Linked DNA regions of Homo sapiens: regions 2, 3 and 4 are each linked to region 1. Evidence: chromatin contacts called from ENCODE Hi-C or POLR2A ChIA-PET data. All regions are on one chromosome and are shown on one strand. The core of a region is the stretch at or near the end of the contact, and the rest is flanking DNA. Distances in the headings are between cores, read along the strand shown.

Evidence for each region. A loop is a pair of places that touch in the nucleus more often than their neighbours do. ChIA-PET counts read pairs that join two places held with the same protein, here RNA polymerase II (POLR2A). Pooled maps may share reads with other maps.
Region 2: a loop to region 1 is called in a map with no recorded cell type, with 6 times the contacts of the local background. The contact joins the promoter of MYO3B here to the promoter of UBR3 in region 1. A Hi-C loop is called at or near these places in 5 of 37 single-sample maps with no recorded cell type and 4 of 50 pooled maps. POLR2A ChIA-PET finds 5 or more read pairs at or near these places in 1 of 52 experiments (GM12878).
Region 3: a loop to region 1 is called in a map of endothelial cell of umbilical vein, with 4 times the contacts of the local background. The contact joins the enhancer-like site here to the promoter of UBR3 in region 1. A Hi-C loop is called at or near these places in 1 of 168 maps with a recorded cell type or tissue (endothelial cell of umbilical vein) and 4 of 50 pooled maps. POLR2A ChIA-PET finds 5 or more read pairs at or near these places in 2 of 52 experiments (Panc1 and endothelial cell of umbilical vein).
Region 4: a loop to region 1 is called in a map of gastrocnemius medialis, with 2.0 times the contacts of the local background. The contact joins the promoter of KLHL41 here to the promoter of UBR3 in region 1. A Hi-C loop is called at or near these places in 1 of 168 maps with a recorded cell type or tissue (gastrocnemius medialis) and 2 of 50 pooled maps. POLR2A ChIA-PET finds 5 or more read pairs at or near these places in 1 of 52 experiments (endothelial cell of umbilical vein).

What each region holds. Positions count from the first base shown.
Region 1 is chr2:169,826,019-169,829,065 of GRCh38, reverse strand. It overlaps UBR3 (ubiquitin protein ligase E3 component n-recognin 3), which reads right to left and starts at 1,612. Exons shown (of 39, transcript NM_172070.4): 1 at 1,014-1,612. The coding sequence starts at 1,558. RefSeq lists silencers at 869-998, 1,259-1,818.
Region 2 is chr2:170,176,897-170,179,943 of GRCh38, reverse strand. It overlaps MYO3B (myosin IIIB), which reads right to left and starts at 1,797. Exons shown (of 35, transcript NM_138995.5): 1 at 1,655-1,797. The coding sequence starts at 1,656.
Region 3 is chr2:170,153,780-170,156,826 of GRCh38, reverse strand. No RefSeq gene overlaps it. Among named protein-coding and RNA genes, the nearest start is that of MYO3B, 23 kb to the left of the region's middle. RefSeq lists a silencer at 1,254-1,303. Within about 2 kb of position 1,571, at least 3 of the 41 ENCODE cell types and tissues checked have a DNase peak (open chromatin) inside an H3K27ac peak, as active enhancers do; they include endothelial cell of umbilical vein, where a contact is called at or near this core.
Region 4 is chr2:169,508,157-169,511,203 of GRCh38, reverse strand. It overlaps KLHL41 (kelch like family member 41), which reads right to left and starts at 1,502. Exons shown (of 6, transcript NM_006063.3): 1 at 316-1,502. The coding sequence starts at 1,425.

The DNA of each region.
Region 1 (3,047 bases), core at 363-2,862:
CAACCTGTAGTTGCTAATATTCTTTCAACTACTGCCCATCCAAAATCGCCCCTTTCACTTTTTCCTTTTTTCTCAGACTGTCCCTGACATTGACATCATGTTCCAAGCCACGACCCTACATGTACCAACTCTCTGTAACTCACTGCAAACTCTGAAATGTCTTTTCTCATAAGTCCCAACATCTGATGCATCGCTTCTGTCAAAAGGGCATTTGTTGTCTCCTTTTAGACAGAGGTTCACGTATCAGTGAGTGAACAAAGTGCCCTTAACTGGAGAAGACCTAACACTTGATTCCTGGTTCGCTCAGTATTTTGTTTGTTCTCCTGGTATGGAGGGTATTCTGTAACTGACTGCTCAGTAGCCCAATTCTAAATGTCATTCCAGCATACCAAATAATCCACTGACAGCTCAACAGTCACTTTTCATGCAGGCCCCTCCCCTTCCCTCCTCCCTCAACCCTCAAGAGCTCCTTCTCTCACAGTGACAGACACACTGGCAGTTCAGAAGACCTTTTCCTCAAGCGTCCTTCCCTGCACGTACAAGACCACCTCCCCAGCTCTCATCATCCCGCGAGCCAATACGGTCCCCAATAACATCCCCTCCCAGCCAATCCAAATCACAACCTAAGTCTCTTCCCAAGAACCAGGCTTTACAGCCTTTCCCAACAAGTACACACTTGACAGCTCGACACGAGCTTCCCCAAAAATCATTTCCCCTCACTCCCCTCCTACCCCATACACTGGCTCTTTTCTCGCTATCATTTACCCACCCTGGCTTCCCCAAAATTCACAGCCCGGTTTCCTAAACATGCTCTCCGCTCTCCTCTCCCCTCCTTCTCCTCCCCACCCCCTTTCCACCGCTGACAGCTCAGTCACCTCCATCCCCCTGTGGCTGCACCCTCCCCCGCACCCTCCCCTTGACAGCTCAGAGTGGGCTCCCAGTGCTCCGCTCCAGGCCCTCCCGCGACGTCCCCGGCCCAGGGTCGCCTCGCCCGCGGGGAGGGCTCCACTCACCCGCTCTCCCGCATCACGTTGCTGTCCCCGCAGTCGCAGGCGCCCCCGGCCTGGCTGCGGAACATGTTGAAGTCGTGTCCGGTGTGGTCGCCCTGGTGGAAGCACTCGGCGCACAGCGACATGCAGGGCGAGATGCCGCACGTCCGGCAGCGGTAGGCCACGAAGTTGGCTGTCCAGACCAGGCCGCAGAGCGCCGCGGGATCGTAGGCCCGCACCGCCGCGCAGAACTCGTCGTAGCCGCCGCCGCCCGCCAGAAGGCACTTACACCACTCCAGGGCCTCCTCCTCGGCCGCCCCCGGACCGCCCCCGCCTCCGGCCGCCGCCGCGTCCTCGCCGCCGGCAGCCGCGGCCAGCGGCCGCTCGGCGCTCAGCACCCGCTCCAGCAGCGCCTGCAGCTCCTCAGCACCTGCGCGGTTGTCCGGCCGGCTGAGGGCCGCCTTGAGGTGCGCGGCGGTGGCCGCCTTGTCTAGGGCCAGCCCCGGCGCGGGCAGCTCGGGCTGTGACGGCTGCTGGCCCCCGACGGCCGCCGCGGCCGCCGCCGCCATGATGAGAGCTCAGAATTTGGAGAGTCCAGGGCCAGCGGCTCCTCCAGGGAGAGTGAGGGAATAGACTGCTGCGATTGCTCGGCCCGCCCAACTCTCGCGATACCCGGAGCGTCCGCGCTCCTCCGCCCGCAGCCCCGCCCCTACACACGCCCCCTCGGGCTGCAGAGCCTTCCTCCCGCCCCTCTCTCCTGGGCGCCTGTGGACCAAGCTAGGCTCCCAACTTTCTAAGTTAAGAGCTACTGAAATAAAGTACTCACCTTATAGGAAATCTTTAATAAGGGCAATTATTTCTTTATTTGCATAGACTACAGGAATTATTCACATCATCTTTCAGATGTACTTTAGGCATCTGCATTTTGTCTGAGATGTACATTCCTACTGTTATCAAAGTCCAGCGGGCGACAGAATGAAACCCCAACTTAAGGAAAACAAAAACTGTAGGAAAAGCAATCCAAAGAAGAACAGAAGGCCAGGCGCGGTGGCTCACGCCTGTAATCCCAGCACTTTGGGAGGCCGAGGCAGGCGGATTACTTGAGGTGAGGAGTTTGAGATCAGCCTGGCTGACATGGTGAAACCCTGTCTCTACTAAAAATACAAAAATTAGCCGGGCATGGTGGCGCACGCCTGTAATCCCAGCTACTCCGGAGGCTGAGGCAGGAGAATCACTTGAACCCAGGAGGCGGGGGTTGTAGTGAGCCGAGATCGCGCCACTGCACTCCAGCCTGGGTGACAAAGCGAGACTCCGTCTCTAAAAACAACAACAACAACAACAACAACAAAGAAGAACAGGAGTGTTTCCAATCCATAACCTTGTGTTTGAAATGAATGAAACATAATTAAAACAGGTTATTCCTGGTCTTCTACATGAGTTAAGTATGTCACGATCATCATATAACAGTGATAAGTTAAATTTGCTCAATAATTTTACGAATCACTAAATTATAAACTAAATAAAACTTTATGTATTAACTTTACATGCTAAAACTTTGTATGTTTTAACTCATTTGATTCTCATAACAGATAACTTTGAATTCTGCTATTCCTAGAAGTAGCAGCCTCAGACACTTCTCTACTTCGTCATCGTCCATTCACTCTTTTTCTTCTTCCTATAATAATGCAAAGAGGTGTCCATCCACAGGCTTAAACGCAATCCTGCAATCCTTTTACTTAACCACTGGATCCTGCCTTCTCAGGATCCCAACTCCATCCAATATCCTCTTGCATTTTTAACCCCTCTCTTTCTATTAGCTCAATTCTTGTCAGAATTTGTCTCCTCCTGTCTTAAAAATAATTGAAAAAATAATAAAGCTTCCCCCATTACTAAGCATCCAACCATTCTTTTCGTAGGCCACCTTTCTCTTTCTCTTTCTTTTCTTCTTTCTTTTTTTTTTTTTTTTTTTTGAGACAGGGTCTCACTGTCGACCAGACTGGAGTGCAGTGGCGCAATTTCAGATCACTGGAAGCTTTGCCTCCCGGGCTCAAGCGATTT
Region 2 (3,047 bases), core at 548-3,047, 350 kb before region 1:
GAAAGAAGAAATCGGAAACCTGAACTGTGAAATGTCAGAGGAAATCTGTACAAATATTAAATATAACACCCAGAGATACACAGAATAAGGAAACACATACCATACAAGCGTGAGTAAATTAGAGAATAATTCCAAACCAATACATAAGCAAGTGCATAATAGTTGTGTTAGTCCATTTTCTGCTGCTGTAACAGAATACCACAGACTGCATCATTTATAAACAATAGAAGTTTATTTGGCTCATGGTTCTGGAGGCTGGGAAGTCCAAGATCAAGGGGCCACATCTGGTGAGGGCCTTCTTGCTGCATCATAACATGGTGGAAGGTCTCACATAGTGAGACAGGGCAAGAGAGTGAGAGCTCAAGAGAGAGAAAAAGGAGACTGAACCTATCCTTTTACTAGGAGCCGTCTCCCACAATAACAGCATTAATCCATTCATAAGGGCAGAGCCCTCATGACCTAGTCACCTCTTAAAGGTCCCATTTCTTCTCACAATGGCAATTAAATTTCAACATGATCTTTGGAGGGGACATTCAAACCATAACCATGGTAAAGACGTAAGAGTAGGAACTGGCTTCTTCACAAACCACCTATCTGGATGCTGCTAGATAGGGCCTGTTCAAGTATAGCTCAAATGTCTTCTCTTCTAGGAGGCCTTTCCTAATTTTCCCACTAGAACTGACCTTTATGGTTCCACTGATTATGTACTCTTTTCCTTTCTTTAAATTTTATTTTATTTTAAGTTCCAGGTTACATGTGCAGGACGTGCAGGTTTGTTACACAGATAAACATGTGCTATGGTGGGTTGGCTGCACCTATTAAGCCCCCCATGCATTAGCTATTTATCCTGATGCTCCAGGGGAGACACTCAGGACTGGCATTTGACAGAGCTTGGTAGAGGAATCCAATGATCTCTAGGTTGATCTCTAAGTTCCATCTCTAATGTTCTATGGATTTTAAACCTTGAATATACAAAATTACTGAGAGGAAGAAAAGAATCATGGCATAATGGAATTTATCTACTATTGTTTACATTGTCATGTTACCAAATTAACAAATCTGTCATGATATTGCAGTCACTAAGGAACAATACATACCCACAGCTCTTACAAATGATTAACTAAATGATCAGATTTTTCATTTCCCCACCAAAGCATGAGGAAATTTATCTTAGCTTTAGCTGCCTGAAACCTCTCTTGGGTGAAAAACATTAAAAACATCTGCAAATTACTGATGACTAATGCCCTTCAATTTGGCCTCAAGCTGAGAAATTCTGTGCAGAAATAAAGTGGTTTATAATCCCACAGGTCCATTCTATTATAAACTGCAGGTGGCAAATCAAGTGACTATGAACTATGCTGTGTGTATGTGTGTGTGTGTGTGTGTGTGTGTGTGGTGTGTGTCTGTGTAAAAAGCAATACTCAAGAGGGTGTTTATCCTACTCCTTCAAGAGAAATTTAACCACCCAGACAAAAGGCAAATGCTAACTGAGAGGACCCAGGAATCTGGGTGATGTCAGACAGAGGCCCAAAGCCAGAGTGGCTGTCATCCCCCTCCACTGCCCACCAGCCAGGGCAGCTGCATCTGCCCTTTGCAGAAAAACAATCTAAAGCAAGCACAGAAGAAAGCTGGAAGGAAAATAACTGCAACTCACATCGATGACCTATTTTCTGAATCCGGCTTATGAGAGATTGGATTCTCATTCCTCCAAAAACCAGCAGAACACTTCAGGCCCAGAAAATGGTGTCTTTGATGACTAGAATGTATGACACATCATTACCAAAGGACTTTCGATCTAGGTTCCAAGAGGTGTTAGCCTCAGATGACTATTGTGGGAGGAGCTGATAAATCCACCAAATCCTTGGTGACTTTGCTTCACTATTAGGCAAGATTAAGATGATGCTAATTGGTAGTGAGCCTGATCTATTTAGTGTCTCCTACCAGGACACAGAGCAGAATCAAAACCATTCTCACAGATCCTGTTTGCATGTCATTTAACAGTTCCAATGTGATATTCCCCCAACCTTTTAAAGTTCCTTCATTCCAGATTAAATTCCTTCATTCCAAATGCTGCACAATCAAAACTAATCATCTTTTTGTGAGCAAAGGGCATAATCAAAGCATGTAGTCAGGGTCACTTTTCTGAACTGCAGATAAACCCAGGGGAAACACCATGAGTTTCTGATCTGAATTACCAAGCAATGAAACAGTGACTATTCAACAGTGACTATTCATTCAGTAGCATGCCCTGGGCTATATACAGAACAGTAGGTTAAGAGGAGGCAGGGGGTGGGGGGGTGGTGCTGGGCATGGTGGATCACGCCTGTAATCCCAGTACTTTGGGAGGCCAAGGCTCGTGGATCACCTGAGGTCAGGAGTTCGAGACCAGCCTGGCCAACATGGGGAAACCCCATCTCTACTAAAAATACAAAAATTAGCAGGGTATGGTGGTGTGCGCCTGTAATCCCAGCTACCAGGGATGCTGAGGCAGGAGAATTGTTTGAACCTGGGAAACGGAGGTTGCAGTGAGTAGAGATTCTGCCACTGCACTCCAGGCTGGGCAACAAAGTAAGACTCCATCTCAAAAAAAAAAAAAAAAAAAAAAAAGGGAGAGAGGGGAAGTGAGAAACAGGAGGGTAGGGTCCCCAGAAAGCTTCTTTTCTGGCCAGCTAACATGACACATAGGCCCATGTGAAATAGTTGAAGACTGTGCAATAACACTGGATAAGCTATATCCATCAATTCTGAGGAGGAGTCAGTTCAACCCAGGACCAAGACTTGAGTGGGAATGCTTCCTGGAGCAGATAAATCTAGGTACAGTTTTGAATGAAGAAGTGAAAAGGATTAGTGTAGATGAGGCAGGAGAGAAACCCAGAGCCAAGAAACAGCACACAGAGAATGCAAATATGAAGAAGGTGATTTAAAGGACAGCGATCTTACTCCCGCTAGTCAATAATGGCCTTTGTGTTTCCATTTACTGTCATAAGAATCTTAAGAATGGGGATAATGTGTTCTATCTTCCTATATTTCCTACAGTATTTGCACAT
Region 3 (3,047 bases), core at 322-2,821, 330 kb before region 1:
CTCACCCATCTCCAGGCCATGATTCCCACTCACTGCTGAGATGGGCACTGCCTGTCTACAGCTCAGGCTCGGCTTTCCATTCTCTTGTCAGAGGGTCAGTGCTTGTGCCTCTCAGGGCATAATTTCTCTCTTCTTCCCAAAGCAACTCAATGCCAACAGTTAGAATGAACTCAACGCTCATTTAATTATGTGGGTTCTCCTATGATTAGATAAACATGCATAAGAATGACTTTGAAAGCATTTTTATAAGCTCCTTTCCAGGCCATGCTCTAAGAGATTTTATTTAAACTGATACTCTAGGTTATTTTGATGCTAGAGGTCTCCAGACCACATTTTGAGAACCAGCACTCTAGCTTTACAGCTAAGGAAGCTGAAACCAGACAGGTAAATTATCCTAGTACCTAGTTAGTATATAATAACAGCAAACGTTTATATAGCACTTACAATGAGCTAGGTATGGTTCCAGACGTTTTACACATGCAGTAGGAATTCATTTAATCTTCACAACAACTCTATAAGGTAGATATGCTTATCATCTCGTTTTATAGATAAGGAAACTGATGCACAAAGAGGTGAACTAAGTTGCTCATGGTCAACAATAAGAAAATATCAGACTTGCCCCTTGAATCCAGACTGCCTGAATCAAGAGTCCACCATCACCACTATCTCAGAGGGGCAAATGTGGGTCTGAACCCAGGTCGTCGGATGTCCATAATGGGTGCTCTCTATCACACGTGCTGCTTTGAAGGCTGTGAGTCTCAAATAAAAAGCTGGAGTTCTGCTGTTGGCCACCGAGAGACCCAGTGATTTTTCTTTCCAGGAAGAGCTGGCTTGTTTCTGAGACTTTTCCGTACCACTTCTTTGCCTCTGCAAAATTCTGTACTTTTCTTTGCTTAGGGCATCTTGAGAACCAGAGCAGCTCAACTTCAGAACTATAGTTAAGCTAAGCTTTAACTGACACATTCTTTGAGCAATTAAACTGACGCATTCTGTTAGCAATTCCAGAGGAGGACAGGAATTTAAGTGTGTGCTGAAGATTAGAACGCCTGAAATTATACTTCCAACTTTGCCTCATTGTTAAACTTTTCTTTTTTTTTTCTGCTTGAACTGACTGAGAGACCCAACTTCTCATGGAAAAGCTTGGGAAAGTCAGAAGTTCCAGTCATTAAGAAGAAAGTGTGGAAAGTCTGGTTGACAGAAACAAGCTCAAAAGCAGAAGTGTCTGACTACAAATTCAAGTGCACTTGTCTGCATGAGAGAATAACCTTCATGAGACATTTCTCTTTATGACTCTGCTGTTTCGAATCTCTGGCTGGCTGTAACAATAATTAAGCAAAGTTTTTTATTTCTGAGTCCCTTCATTTAAAAAAAAAAAACAATGAAAAAAACTCTCCATGGTCCCTTTAGTGAGCTCTTCCTTGCTGCTTTGTTACTTGGTACTGATAGCTAAAGGTTCTTATTCCAGCTGGTTCTGCAGCTCTGACTCAACTGCCAACTTCCTGACTTTCAGAAATCTCATTTCCAGATCCCTGCTGTTTTTCTGCGTGATGCTGATTGCTGGCTCTGGTTCCCAGGAGGCGCCCAAGATCGGATTAACTGCCAGCTTCCTGATGCACAGCCTTGTTATCAGCGCCTATATCCTTGTTCAGCAAAGTGCCTCTCCACCAACTTAATGTTCTTTTCACCACCCCATTTCTGCACGATGTAGTCACAGTAAGACACAGAGTGTGCAGTCCCGATCCCAGTGCTACATAATAAAGATCCAGAGCTCACTTTTGTTGCACTCATGTTCTCGCCAACTGCTGGTCACTAGACTATCAGGAACAATAAGCGCAATTTTGGAAAGGGTGATGCCTTGGGATTTTATTGCTGCACTACACTAGGACAAGGAAAGCAATTGTACTGTGCAGTGTTGCCCAGCATTTGAGAACTCTTTGTTGTTTTTGCCACATTCAAGGCTTTTTGTAGGTATCCTTTATCAGGTTTAAGAATTACAGATTACAGGCATGAGCCACAGCTAGGCACAATGGCTCATGCCTGTAATCCCAGCACTTTGGGAGGCTGAGGCAGGAAACTTGCTTGAGCCCAGGAGTGCAAGACCTCCCTGGTCAACATGGCAAGGCCTCATCTCTATAAAAAATTTCTTAAAAAATTAGTTGCTGGGCATTGTGGCATACACCTATGGTTCCAGCTACTTGGGAGGTGGAGGTAAAAGGATTGGTTGAGCCCAGGAGGTCAAGACTGCAGTGAGCCATGTTTATGCCACTGCACTCTAGCCTGGGCAACAGAGCAAGACCCTGTCTCAAAAATAATTAAATAATAATAATTTCCCTTCTATTCCTAGTTCGCTGTTTTTTTTTCATGAGTGAATGTTGAATTTTTTAAATGCTTTCTCTGCATCAATTGATATAATCATGTGCTTTTTCTTTTGACTATTAATAGGGTGACTTGCATTGATTGATTTTCACAGACTGAACTATTTTTGCATTCTCAGGATAAACTCCACTTGGTTGTGGCGTAGTATTCTTTTTTTATATTGCTGGATTGTTGTGCTAATAATTTGTTGGGGGGTTTTGTGTCTATGGTCATGAGGATATTGACCTGCAGTTTCCTTGTCTTGTTACTGCCTTCGTCTAGTTTTGCTTTCAGTGTAATGCTAGCCTCATAAAATGAGTTGGGAAGTATTTCTTTCTCTTCTATTTCCTGAAAGAAATTGTTGAGGATTGATTTCTTTTTTAAATATTTGATAGACTTACTGAAACTCTAGTTTTTAAAGATTTTTTATTATGGATTCAATTACTTTTGATAATTATAAGATCATTCAGATTATCTATTTTGTCTTGGGTTAGTTTTGGTAACTTCTGGTTTTCTGAGGACCTAGTCTGTTTCATCTACATTGACAAATGTATGTGAATAAGAAACTTATGCTTCAGTCCTGCAGCCACAAGGAAATAAATTCTGCCAACAACCTGAGGAAGTTTGGAATCAGATTCTGCACTTCCCCCCACCATCATCCACCCCCAAGCTTCTGATGAGGCCACAGCTTC
Region 4 (3,047 bases), core at 253-2,752, 320 kb after region 1:
AAAATACTGGGCTTTGAGGGATTACAGTCACGATCATCTATAAACAAGGCATTTTTGGTAAAATAGTATAAAGAACATCTTAAGTCATTAAACATGAATTAGAACCTCATTATTCACCAAACTTTTTATTACACATTAACAAAGCAGTCAAATATTTTTCTGTCAACGCTCTATACAGCAAAAGTGCAAGGGACTGGAATAGGACATCAATTAGAGTAAAATGCAAGCAGCTTGAATAATTCACAAATTGGCTAACTGGATGGTGAGTAACAGCCTTCCCTTTAAGCAACTACATATACAAAAAGTCCTTCTTACCTGGAAGAAGTATGACTGTAGAGGTTGATCCTTATTTTCTTCATCCACATATAGTCCTCCTACCACATATATCTGATTTTGCTGGGTAACAATGCTGGAATGATTTCTGGGAATCTGCTCAGCCAGTGCAGTAAGGTAGCATTCATTTTCCGTGGGGTCATAAGCCACTGCTGCTGTGTCATTAACCAAGAGGATGAGGTCTTTTACAAACATTCCATGCCTGGGAATGTCATTCAGGTAACCAGGAAGTAAATCTTCATCACCAACATCACCATTCACCTCACCAGCCCCAGTCTTCGCGGCATTTTTGCTAGGTTCTGGGAGTTTGCCTGCGAAAGCATCTTTTAGAACTTTGATTTTTTTCTGGAGGTCTGGGTTGCTTTTAATTATATCATCTTTCTCAACATGATCCTTAAAATATTTTTCTGTCATAAGGCGAAAACGGATACAATCAAACACTTCACTAAGGTTTTTAACCCTGTTTTCCTTGTCTGTTCGCACCCATTTCATCACTGCCTCAAATACTGCTTCTTCTTTTTCTACATTTAGGCTGTCATTTGAAATGACTGAGATCAGTTCCTGTGGAGACAGTTGCATAAAGTCCTCTTCCTTACAAATCTGTACAAAGCGATCAGACACAAATTCACGGGCAGAAATGGCGAGTCTCGGGCAGTCAAGAAGAAGTCCTAATCTTAGGATGGCTAGACAGTTACCAGGAGCAAGTCTTTTCTGAAGATAAGAAACGCAGACAGTAAACACTGAGGGGATCTGAAAGCGGCTGGCCAATGCAAAAATATCTTGCACATTTCCGTCATTGAGATCAATACTGGCAGAGTACAGGTATTTGATGATTAAATCAAGTATAGCAGGATCCACATTGTCTAGCACTACCTCCTTTTTTTTCGCCTCATCAATTTCAGATAAAAAGTACTCACGGAAGTAAGGACTACAAGCTGACAAAATCAATCTGTGGCAAGGAAGACTTTTGTCACCTGCTTTTAGGGTGCAATCGATGAATTTTTTCTCATCCAGGAGATCTTTTAGACCATCCTGAAGAAGGGTGGATTGGTAAAGCCGCAGTTCCTCTGCAAGTTCCCGCTGGGAATCCATTCTGTGAGAAACCTGGGTAAGGAAGGGGACACTGAAGGCCTTAGCTCCTTGCAGCACACAGGTCTAGCTGTAAAAAGGCAGATCAGTGTGCTTTGCCCAGCTTGAAGCCTTTGCAATTTAATCCCACTAGCTAAATATAGATACCAACTCTAACAACGGGAATTTAGGAGAGCTGGCTTGGAAAGAAGAGTTGTTCTTGCAGCTGTTATAGATTGAAAGTAACAACTGGAACTTTTAATCACTAGGGAAACAGCTAAGAAACAAGACATTTAAGTGAAGTTGAAAGCTTAAAAATACATAACACATTAGAAGATATACTAATAAAGGCTACTACAAGAAAATGTTTATTGAATTAACAGAAAAATGAATCATAAAAATGAGTCACTCCTCTAAATATGTTCTAGTGTCAAGCTACTTGGCTCTCTGAATTAATGATGCAAAGGTCAAGAATATGAGATGTGTTCATTTGAATACTCATAAGCAAGATCTCATTTCCAATAATTGTTAACATACAAATTTTTACTTTCTACTCAGAACAGTGGGATATAGATATTTCTTTTAGAAGTAGTAAACTTAAAGATGTTTACTTCTGTACTAGTTTTACAAAACCTTTAATGTTGCCATGATAATTGAAAAAAGAAATGCAGAGGAATTGCTAATTTTCTAAAACATTCCAAATTATTCTTACATGGAAAAACTGTAATTAATATTGAATTAAATTATAAAATTATTTATTCATATCCTGCCTTGTCATACAAATGATCTAATGTGGCAAACGATAATAAGGTAAAATAAAAGCAAAAGGTTAAAAGGAATCACAGAGCCAGAAAAAATAATTAAAAGTCAATCTAGGGAACGAAAAAGTCCACACACATTCAAATAAGATCACAAAAGATAATCTGTAATTTTAAATATCAAAAATTATCATTCATTAAATAAAACGTGAAAAATAGAACAGATATAACCCCATGAGAACAATGTTATCACTAAACACAGCAAAATCAAGATGAACTCCTACAATGGTCATAGAGAACAGCCCCCCCTTTTTTTAAAGAGTATATAACTGGGGACATAACGTAGGCTGTTGATTATAATAGAATACCATATTAATTATGGAGGTAGAAGTAATGATTTGAAAGAAAATCGGTCCTTTGTTTATATATAGATGGTATAATATACTTCATTAAATACTTTCATTTATTTATTTATTTTTGAGACAGAGTCTCGCTCTGTCACCCAGGCTGGAGTACAATGGCGCAGTCTCGGCTCACTGCAACTTCTGCCTCCCGGGTTCAAGCAATTCTCTTGCCTCAGCCTCCCGAGTAGCTGGGATTACAGGCACCCGCCACCATGCCTGGCTAATTTTTGTATTTTTAGTAGAGACAGGGTTTCATCATGTTGGCCAGGCTGGTCTCGAACTGCTGACCTCGCGATCCGCCTGCCTCGGCCTCCCAAATTGCTGGGATTACACGTGTGAGCCACCGCACTGGGCCCATTAAATACTTTATTACACAGTCATATTGTCACATTATCTGAACTCAAGTAGGGCTGTAGAAATACTGTAATTTCAAAAGTTGGTATTTTTACACATACCCCCAAAAACAAATTCCATGAAGACAGGG